Linked DNA regions of Homo sapiens: region 2 is linked to region 1. A link is an interaction called in ENCODE POLR2A ChIA-PET data of the cell type or tissue named here. Cell type or tissue: HepG2. All regions are shown on one strand. Links, peaks and the distances in the headings refer to the core of each region. The heading gives the core; the rest is flanking DNA.

Region 1 (6,110 bases), core at 1,149-5,148:
GAACTGGGGAGAATGATCCCCAGGGTTTAATTTGCTGAATTAGGTAGGGTGGAAGTGAGTCTATGTAAGAGGACATGGAAACATTTTACGAGGGGCCCTTGGACTCAGGCCTATTTTGTTTTGTCCTGTGAATTAAAACTTCAATGATGGGAAGATAAGAAGCCTATAATTATTATTTAGAAAAGATTCCTTTGGGAGACCGAGGCAAGACGGTTGCTTGAGGCCAGGAGTTCCAGACCAGACTGGGCAACATAACCAGATCCTGTCTCTACAAACACAAACTAGCCAGCATGGTGGCATGAGCCTGTAGTTCCAGCCACTTGGGAGGCTGAGGTGGGAGGATTGCTTGAGCCCAGGAGGCTGAGGTTGCAGTGAGCCAAGATTGTACCACTGCACTCCAGCCTGGGCAACAGAGCAAGACCTTGTCTCTAAAAGAAAACAGAACACAACAAAATCCCTTTTCCTTCATAGATTGTTTTTGGGGAATGTAATCGAATCTATCATGCCAGACTCCCAAATTCAAGCCTTATTTGTTTCCTGGTTCAGGTGTCCTGGTAGAGCTGCTTCTAGGACAAGGTCTTACCAATGGAGGCAATAGAAACTGAGAATGTCTGTAAAAACTAGAAGTGGACGATTTATATCTCAAGCCCTACAAGAAGGAGAGACTGGTGATTGTCACCAAGAACTGTTGAGGGAATGGGATCATCTCTGGATTCTTAGGGCCTGATCTCTGAACCCATTTTCTGGCCAAGCCAGTGTCTGTAGGAGAGTTGAGAGCAGGATGCCCCTCACTGCTGCCCTTGGTCCAGGGCTTTACATAAAAAATACCACATTGGTCATATCTGCAAACATTGGGATTGTAAAGTAAGTAATGCCCAGAACTGCACTCTGTAAGTCCTCCAAGAACTGTGCATCCTTCCATTAGAAGTGAGGACAGTCCCCGAACATGCCAGGTTGACTCTGCCCCGAGGTCTGCCCTCTTCTCCTTAGTCCCTCCTCCTGGGACCCAAGGGCACTGTTCCTTGGTTAACTACCTTACCCTACCAATCTGACAAAATTGTAGACCTAAGTGGGACCTCATTTGTTCGGTATATTTATCAATCACCTACTACATTCAAGGGCCTCACTTTTTTTTTTTTTTTTTTTTTTTTTTTGAGACAGAGTCTTGCTGGAGTGCAGTGGCGCAATCTCAGCTCACTGTAACCTCCGCCTCCTGAGTTCAAGCAATTCTCTGCCTCAGCCTCCTGAGTAGCTGGGATTACAGGCACCCGCCACCATGCCCAGCTAATTTTTTGTATTTTTAGTAGAGACGGGGTTTCACCATCTTGGCCAGGCTGGTCTTGAACTCCTGACCTCGTGGTCCACCTGCCTTGGCCTCCCAAAGTGCTGGGATTACAGGTGTGAGCCACTGCACCTGGCCAGGCCTCACCTTTTATACAGCTAAAGAAACTGCTATGCCACCCCAGGACTCTACCAGGTGTCAATCTGAAATTCTTGCATTTTAACTATATTTGCATAGAAGAGGAAATAAGAATGCCACAGGATTAAAAACTTTCAAGAGTTATGATATTTAAGGGCAAGTGGCAAAAAGATCCAATTCGTACAACTTTCAAACCTTATAACAGAGGGCAAAGATGCTCTTTCATTTCTAACATAGTAAACCTTTTTCTTCATGCAGCATTTAAAAAGTACTGTTTGATGGTTATGAGGGTGTAGTCTAAGGCTTGGGTTCAAATACTGGTGCATGCATTTAACCTTAAGCTTCAGTTTCTTCATCTGTTAAATGTGAAATTCACAGGGTTAAGGACTCAAAACTATGTTGCGTGCATATATGTACATATATGTATATATGCATTCCTTAAATATCAGTTATTGTAATAATTATTCATTGTAGTTTTCAAAGCACTTTTCATATACTACCTGATATTATTCCTTGGGAAAGAAATACTTCCTATATCGCCTGCGTTTTTAATATATAAAGTAACTGGATTGCTTGGCTGGTAAGTGCTTGAGGCAGAGCTAAAATGAGGGTCTGTGACTCCCAGTAGCCCACCAAGTTGTATTTGTGTTGTCATGAAAACAATGTCCTTTTGGATAGGATATTGTTACCTGTGTTCACAGAGTGTTTTCTGGGACATCAGTCCCTAGTACAGTGAGGTGCTAAGTTGGCGGCGATGGTGCTATATCATTCTAGAATCTTCCTGGAGCAGTGGCTTGAAAACTTTTTTGACTGAGACCCACAGTAAGAAATATATTTTACATCATGATCCAACACACACATAAATTACATATATGTTTGTTTCTTTTTTTTTGAGACAGGGCCTTGCTCTGTCGCCTAGGCTGGAGTGCAGTGTCACCATCTTGGCTCACCATAACCTCTGTCTCCCAGGCTCAACTTGAGCAATCCTCTCACCTCAGCCAGGGCTACATGGGGAAGTAGTTAGCCAGGGAACAACCCATAACATGATGTGAAGAACTCACATCAATTACAAACAAGGTAGTTTGGAGCCATTGACTTGATTCATGCTAAGATGGCTGCAGTTTTACCCAGATTGCTTTTACAATATCAGTGCAAATATCCATAGAGTGAAAATGGCAAATTACATTTTAGTATTACCGTATAAGAAAACAGTTTTCCAATTTCATCCATGTCCCTACAAAGGACATGAACTCATCATTTTTTATGGCTGCATAGTATTCCATGGTGTATATATGCCACATTTTCTTAATCCAGTCTATCATTGTTGGACATTTGGGTTGGTTCCAAGTCTTTGCTATTGTGAATAGTGCCGCAATAAACATACGTGTGCATGTGTCTTTATAGCAGCATGATTTATAGTCCTTTGGGGACTGTTGTGGGGTGGGGGGAGGGGGGAGGGATAGCATTAGGAGATATACCTAATGCTAAATGATGAGTTAATGGGTGCAGCACACCAGCATGGCACATGTATACATATGTAACTAACTGGCACATTGTGCACATGTACCCTAAAACTTAAAGTATAATAATAAAATAAAAAAAAAAAGAAAACAGTTTTAACTTTAGCGACCCCTTGATGTCATCTCAGGGACCCCTAGGGTTTCGTGGACCACACTTTGGGAACTGTTGCCCTAAACCAGGAGACATACAAGAACTATCATAATAACACACTAACCTCAGGCCAGGCGCCATGGCTCACGTCTATAATCCTAGCACTTCGAGAGGCCAAGGCGGGCAGATCACTTGAGCTCAAGAGTTCAAGACTAGCCTGGCCAACATGGAGAAACCCCATTTCTACTAAAAATAAAAAAAAAAAATAAACGAAAAAATTAGCCATACGTGGTCGTGCACGTCTGTGAGCCCAGCGTGAGCTGAGATCGCGCCACTGCACTCTAGCCTGAGCAACAGAGCAAGACTCTGCCAAACAAAACAAAACAAAACAAACAAAAACATAACCCCAATCTGGAGACAACCCAAAAGTCCATACGATCTAGTGTTACGTGCTTACAGGGGTGCTATGTAGCAATGGCAAACAAATTAACCACAATCACACACATTGACAGAACAATGTTGATCAAAAGAGAGCAGTCACAGAAGGAAACACTATGATTCTCTTTGTTAAAGTTCAACATGGAAAAAATTAAGCTCTATTGTTCTTGGCCCCATAAGAAGGTGGTAAAACCATGAAAAAAAGGCAAGGCAATGATTAACCCCAGGGTCAGGATAGTGGCTCCTTGAGGGAAGAGGGTGGATGATGTGGTCAGGGATGAGCTTTAAAAGTACCAGCACTGTTGTAGCGGACATCATAGAGGTTCACTTCATTTATTTATTTATTTTCTCTTTGAGACGGAGTTTCGCTCTTGTCACCCAGGCTGGAGTGCAATGATGCAACCTCAGCTCACTTTAACAAACTAGCCAGCACGGGTTCAAGCAATTCTTCTGCCTCAGCCTCCCAGGTTCAAGCAATTCTTCTGCCTCAGCCTCCCGAGTAGCTGGGATTACAGGTGCCTGCCACCATGCCAGGCTAATTTTTGTATTTTTGGTAGAGTCAGGGTTTCACCACATTGTCCAGGCTGGTCTCGAACTCCTGACCTCAGGTGATCCATCCGCCTCGGCCTCCCAAAGTGCTGGGATTACAGGTGTGAGCCACTGAGCCCAGCCTAGATGTTCACTTTAAACATTACAAATATGTATGTATTAAATGTGTGTATCTCACGGTAAATATTTTAAATCAATTGATATCACATGATGATCACTGGCATTGCTGTCTATTTTCAATATATTATTAAGGAGAAAAAGCAAGATGCAGAATAACATATAATATGCTACCATTTCTAGTAAAAATGATGAGCAAAAGAATATGTCAGTACTTGGCTGGCCGCAGTGGCTCATGCCTGTAATCCCAGCACTTTGGGAGGCCGAGGCAGGCAGATCACAAGGTCAGGAGATCGAGACCGTCCTGGCTAACACGGTGAAACCCTGTCTTTACTAAAAATACAAAAAATTAGCCAGGCGTGGTTGCAGGTGGCTGTAGTCCCAGCTACTTGGGGGACTGAGGCAGGAGAATGGCGTGAACCTGCGAGGCGGAGCTTGCAGTGAGCCAAGATTGCACCACTGCACTCCAGCCTGGGCAACAGAGCGTGACTCCATCTCAAAAAATAAAATAAAATATGTCAGCACTTGTTTGCATATGCATAAACTATCTCTAGAGTACTATAGAAGAAACTAACAATGATCACTGGCTGAGAGAGGGGCCAGCAGGAAGGGAGACAGGGGTAAGAGGGGCCTGATCTCTTATCTCTGTATGCTTTTTTTTTTTAAATTCTTTTTGATTTAGACATGGCTATCACAGAATTTCTATGCCTTTTTATACAATTTATAAAGGATAATATTTTAGTATTAGTAATACAAGAACAATTCCAGTATTACTAATACTAAAATCAATCCCTCCCTCCCTTCCTTCCTTCCTTCCTTCCTTCCTTCCTTCCTTCCTTCCTTCCTTCTTTCCTTCCTTTTTCTTGAGACAGGGTCTCATTGTGTCACCCAGACTGGAGTGCAATGGTGCAATCATGGCTCACTGCAGCCTTAACCTCCTGGGCTCCAGTGGTCCTCCTACCTCAGCCTCCTGAGTACCTGGGACTACAGGTGCACACCACCACTCTTGGCTAATACTTTTGAATTTTCTTTGCAGAGATGCAGGTCTTATCTTACCATATTGCCCGGGCTGGTCTCAGACTCCTAGGCTCAAACAATCTGCCCACCTTGGCCTCCCAAAGTGCTAGGATTACAGGTGTGAGTCATTGCACCCGGCCAAAGTATTTCTTAAAGCCCTATACATCAGGAAATTTAAAAATACTCCTAAATAACATCTGCATTAAAGAGAAAATCACACTGGAAATTATAAATCCTTTAAAAATGTACTGCAGCTAGAGCATCACATAGCAAAAACTGTGGCTTTAGATGGGCTATCTTAAATGTTCAATAATCTGATGGGCAAAAAAGAAAATCTCATTTAATTTGCTTTGTTTGATTAGTATTGAGTTTGAGCACCTTTCTCTTTTTTTCTCTTTCTTTTCTCCTCCTCCTTTTTCTTCTTTTTTGATTTAGATTTTTCTGTCAACTTCCTGGTCACATCCTTTGTCAATTTAAAACATTGTCAGAACTCTGTATATGTTCTGAATAGTAATTTCGTCAACAGTTTTTTCCCCTCACTCCCTTTTCCTTTAAATTTGATTATTTTAGTATTTCTTTTAACTCAAGTTTTAAATTTTATGAACGCAAATCTCTCAGTCTTTTATAGCTCCCATTGTTTGTTTGTTTTTGAGATGGAGTCTTGCTCTATTGCCCAGGCTGGAGTGCAGTGGAGCGATCTCGGCTCACTGCAACCTCTGCCTCCCGGGATCAAGTGATTCTCCTGCCTCAACCTCTGGAGTAGCTGGGATTACAGGCGCACACCACCATGCCTGGCTAATTTTTTTTTTTTTTTTTTTTTTTTTTTGAGACGGAGTCTCACTCTGTCGCCCAGGCTGGAGTGCAGTGGCGCGATCTTGGCTCACTGCAAGCTCCGCCTCCCGAGTTCACGCCATTCTCCTGCCTCAGCCTCCCGAGTAGCTGAGACTGCAGGCGCCCG
Region 2 (4,000 bases), core at 1-4,000, 150 kb before region 1:
AGAAACGAGGTCGAAAGTCCAAGGCAGAGCTGCTGCTGCTGAAGTTGTCAAAAGACCTAGATCGGCCAGAATCTCAATCTCCAAAGAGGCCCCCTGAGGACTTTGAGACCCCTTCTGGGGAACGACCCCGCCGAAGGGCTGCCCAAGTGTAAGGATTGTGGGGCATAGCTTGGTGGAGGGGGGTTGGGTGAAGGGATCAGGGTGGGGCAGATGTTGGAGAGAGAAGACTGATGAGGTATTAGGTAAGCAGGGGTGGTGTCTGGATTCTAGGGACTTGAGCAGTCCTTTAGGCTCTTACCGCAGCACTATTAATGGTATGTATTGCTAACTTGGTTTATCTAAGAATTATTGTCTGTACTTTATGTCCTATGCCATTTTTCACAAACTTTACCCAGCTCTTTATTGTTTTACTGTCCAGTATATGTCAGTATATATATTCTGTTCCATTCTTTCTCTTGCCCTCTGTGTTCTTTGACTGTGGTAGGATGAAAAATGTATTGAACTTGGAGTGAGAAGACCTGGGTTCAGATTCCACATTTGTTATCTCAGTCATCTCGGCCAAGTCACATAACTTAGATTTCTGGTTTTTCATCTTCCAAGGGGGAAGGGGAAATTAATAGAGTTAATTGGTTAATCATGGGGTTATTGGGAGGCTCCATTGAGATAAAAATCAACCATGTCTGGAAACGTGGGTTCTCAGTCATATGTGAGAATGGCTCTGACTCTGTCCGTTCCCACAGGGCACTTCTGTATCTTCAGGAACTGGCTGAAGAGCTCTCAACAGCCCTGCCTGCCCCTGTGTCCTGTCCTGAGGGCCCCAAGGTGAGCAGCCCCACCAAACCGAAGAAGATCCGGCAGCCAGCAGCCTGTCCAGGTGGAGAAGAGGTGGATGGTGCTCCACGGGATGAAGACTTTTTTCTCCAGGTTGAGGCTGAAGATGTGGAAGAAAGTGAGGGCCCAAGTGAGAGCTCATCTGAACCTGAGCCTGTAGTGCCCCGAAGCACCCCACGAGGATCTACTTCAGGGGTAACCTCAATGGACAAGAAAGTGAATGGGGACATAGTAGGATTTTAGGGGACCAGCAAGGTACTGAGAAAGGAAGGACAGCTTTGACCTGGTAACTATAATAGACAAAACAGGTTAAAGAAAAAAGGGTCCATTTCCAAAACATTTGGCATATTAGGGAGAGCGCAGAAGAAGGGGTATGGTAAACAAGATTATTCATTCATATATTGAGTATCTGTTCTCTGTTAGGAAACACAACAAACGTAAATAAGACAGTGTATCCTGCCTCACAAGTTCACAGTGCAATCAGCACTACCCCAGGAGTGAACAAAATGATTTAGGCATATAAAGGAAAGGGTAATTAACTGCCTAGGCTTCACAGAGGAATGATAGTTGAATTGCTTCTTGAAGGATAAGTAGAAGTTTGCCAGAGAGGATGGTTTTCCCATAAATTGATTATGGCTGGAGCATAGAGCCTGGAGTAAAGTTGTAGGCGAGATTAAACTGGAGAATATGAAAGGACATAGACCTATAGGAACCAACAAAGGCTGTTTTTGTTTATGGTTTTTTTTGGTGGTAAAATGTATATAACATAAAATTTGCCATTTTAACCATTTAAAAATACACAATTGAGGCTGGGCGTGGTGGCTTATGCCTGTAATCCCAGCACTTTGGGAGGCCAAGGCAGGTGGATCACCCGAGGTCAGGAGTTTGAGACCAGACTGACCAATATAGTGAAACCCCGTCTCTCCTAAAAATACAAAAATTAGCCAGGCATGGTGGCACGCACCTGTAGTCCCAGCTACTTGGGAGGCTGAGACAGGAGAATCACTTAAACCAGGCAGGGAGAGGTTGCAGTGAGCTGAGATCATGCCACTGCACTCCAGCCTGGGTGAGACAGTGAGACTCCATCTCAAAAACAAAACAAAACAAAACAAAACACACAATTCAGTTGTACACAAACTGTACAACAAACATTTTTAAGTAGAAAAATAACATCAGTTGGGAAAATAGGTCAAACTATAGTTGACAGAAGACAGCTTTGCCAGATGCGGTGGCTCACGCCTGTAATCCCAGCACTTTGGGAGGCCAAGGTGGGTGGATCACAAGGTCAAGAGTTCGAGACCAGCCTGGCCAACATAGTGAAACACCGTCTCTACTAAAAATAAAAAAAAAAAAAATTAGCTGGATGTGGTGGCGCACGCCTGTAATCCCAGCTACTCAGGAGGCTGAGGCAGGAGACTCGCTTGAACCCAGTAGGCGGAGGTTGCAGTGAGCTGAGATTGCACCATTGCATTCCAGCCTGGGTGACAGTGTGAAACTGTCTCAAAAAAAAAAAAGACAGTTTCAGTTATCCAGGTAAGAGATAGGTCCTAAATCAAGCAGTGAAGGAAGAGAAGAGCAGGGAGGGGGCAGATTCAAGAGATATGTAAGAGGCCAGGTGCGGTAGCTCACACCTGTAATCTCAGCACTTTGGGAAGCCAAGGCAGGTGGATCACTTGAGGCCAGGGGTTTGAGACCAGCTTGGCCAACATAGTGAAACCCTGTGTCTACTAGAAATACAAAAATAATTAGCTGGGTGTGGTGGCATACACCTGTAGTCCCAGCTACTCGGGAGGCTGAGGCAGGAGAATCACTTGAACCCAGGAGGCAGAGGTTGCAGTGAGCTGAGATCGCGTTATTGCACTCCAGCCAGACTCTGTCTTTAAAAAAAGAAGAGATATGTAAGGTAATTTTTTATTTTTATTTTTGTAATTCTTTTGTTTCTGTGTTCTCTCACATAATGGAATATGTAAGAGAATTAACAGTATTTGGGAATTGAAGGGAGGGAGGAAGTTGAATAGCAGTTTCCAGCTTAAATGGTGGCATCATGCACTGAACCTGGGAACACGAAAAGGGTGAGGGATGTGGGAGGGGCAAAGGTGGGGAGGGGAGAAGTTGAATTCACTTTCTTTTTTCCCTTTTTTTTTTTTTTTTTTTTTGAAACAGAGTCTTGCTCTGTCACCCAGGCTGGAGTGCAGTGGAGTGATCTCATCTCACTGCAACCTCTGCCTCCTGGGTTCAAGTGATTCTCCTGCCTCGGCTTCCCAAGTAGCTGGGATTAAAGGCACGCCCCACCACGCTCAGCTAACTTTTGTATTTTTAGTAGAGATGGGGTTTCACCATGTTGGCCAGGCTGGTCTTGAATTCTTGACCTCAAGTGATCTGCCCGCCTTGGTCTCCCAAAGTGCTGGGATTACAGATGTGAGCCACCACACCTGACAGAATTCACTTTCTGACATGTTGAGTTTGAGGTGCCCATGGGCCATGGGTCATTCTGCTGGAGATGTCTGGTCACCAGTTGCATATATGAGACCAGTGCCTTACTTGCCTCACGTGCAACATCTAAGGGATAACAGAAACCCTCAGTAATTGAGATAAATGCTATTTTGATGCAACATTTAAAAAAATCAATGCAACAAATCATGGATATTTCGTTCCATGATGAACAAAATATCAAAATTTTAAATAAAGACAGGATCTTTACTGATTTTTTTTTTCTTTTTTTTTTTTTTTTTTGAGACGGAGTTTCGCTCTTATTGCCCAGGCTGGAGTGCAATGGCATGATCTCAGCTCACCACAACCTCCACCCCTCCCGGGTTCAAGCAATGCTCCCGCCTCAGCCTCCCAAGTAGCTGAGATTACGGGTGCACACCACCACACCCAGCTAATTTTTGTATTTTTAGTAGAGATGGGGTTTCACCGTGTTGGTTAGGCTGGTCTCGAACTCCTGACCTCGTGATCCGCCCGCCTCGGCCTCCCAAAGTGCTGGGATTACAGGCATGAGCCACCATGCCCGGCTTTACTGATTTTTTCAACTGATTACTGTTTTTTTCCATTTGCCTCATGCTCTAATATGGCTTGCCACAACACTGTCTAGAACTTGTAGAGAAGTTGAGACTGAGTCAGGTTTACATGACGGAAATGTAAACTTGATAATCAGGCATAAAGATGG

The links. ChIA-PET counts read pairs that join two places held together with the same protein. Peaks named below come from ENCODE experiments on the same cell type or tissue, not always from the same donor. Only the 100,000 strongest peaks of a DNase experiment are listed, where the experiment ranks them.
Region 2: POLR2A ChIA-PET joins it to region 1 with 5 read pairs; 3 of 35 experiments call an interaction of 5 or more read pairs at or near these places.

The regions. Positions count from the first base shown.
Region 1 is chr2:27,192,523-27,198,632 of GRCh38, reverse strand. No RefSeq gene overlaps it. Among named protein-coding and RNA genes, the nearest start is that of ATRAID, 16 kb to the left of the region's middle. RefSeq lists a silencer at 566-766. In HepG2, for the core only: no CTCF peak of the experiment used is centred there; a DNase peak (open chromatin) is centred at 3,542.
Region 2 is chr2:27,338,974-27,342,973 of GRCh38, reverse strand. It overlaps GTF3C2 (general transcription factor IIIC subunit 2), which reads left to right. Exons shown (of 19, transcript NM_001035521.3): 3 at 1-148; 4 at 741-1,026. Among named protein-coding and RNA genes, the nearest start is that of GTF3C2-AS1, 5.4 kb to the right of the region's middle. In HepG2, for the core only: no CTCF peak of the experiment used is centred there; no DNase peak of the experiment used is centred there.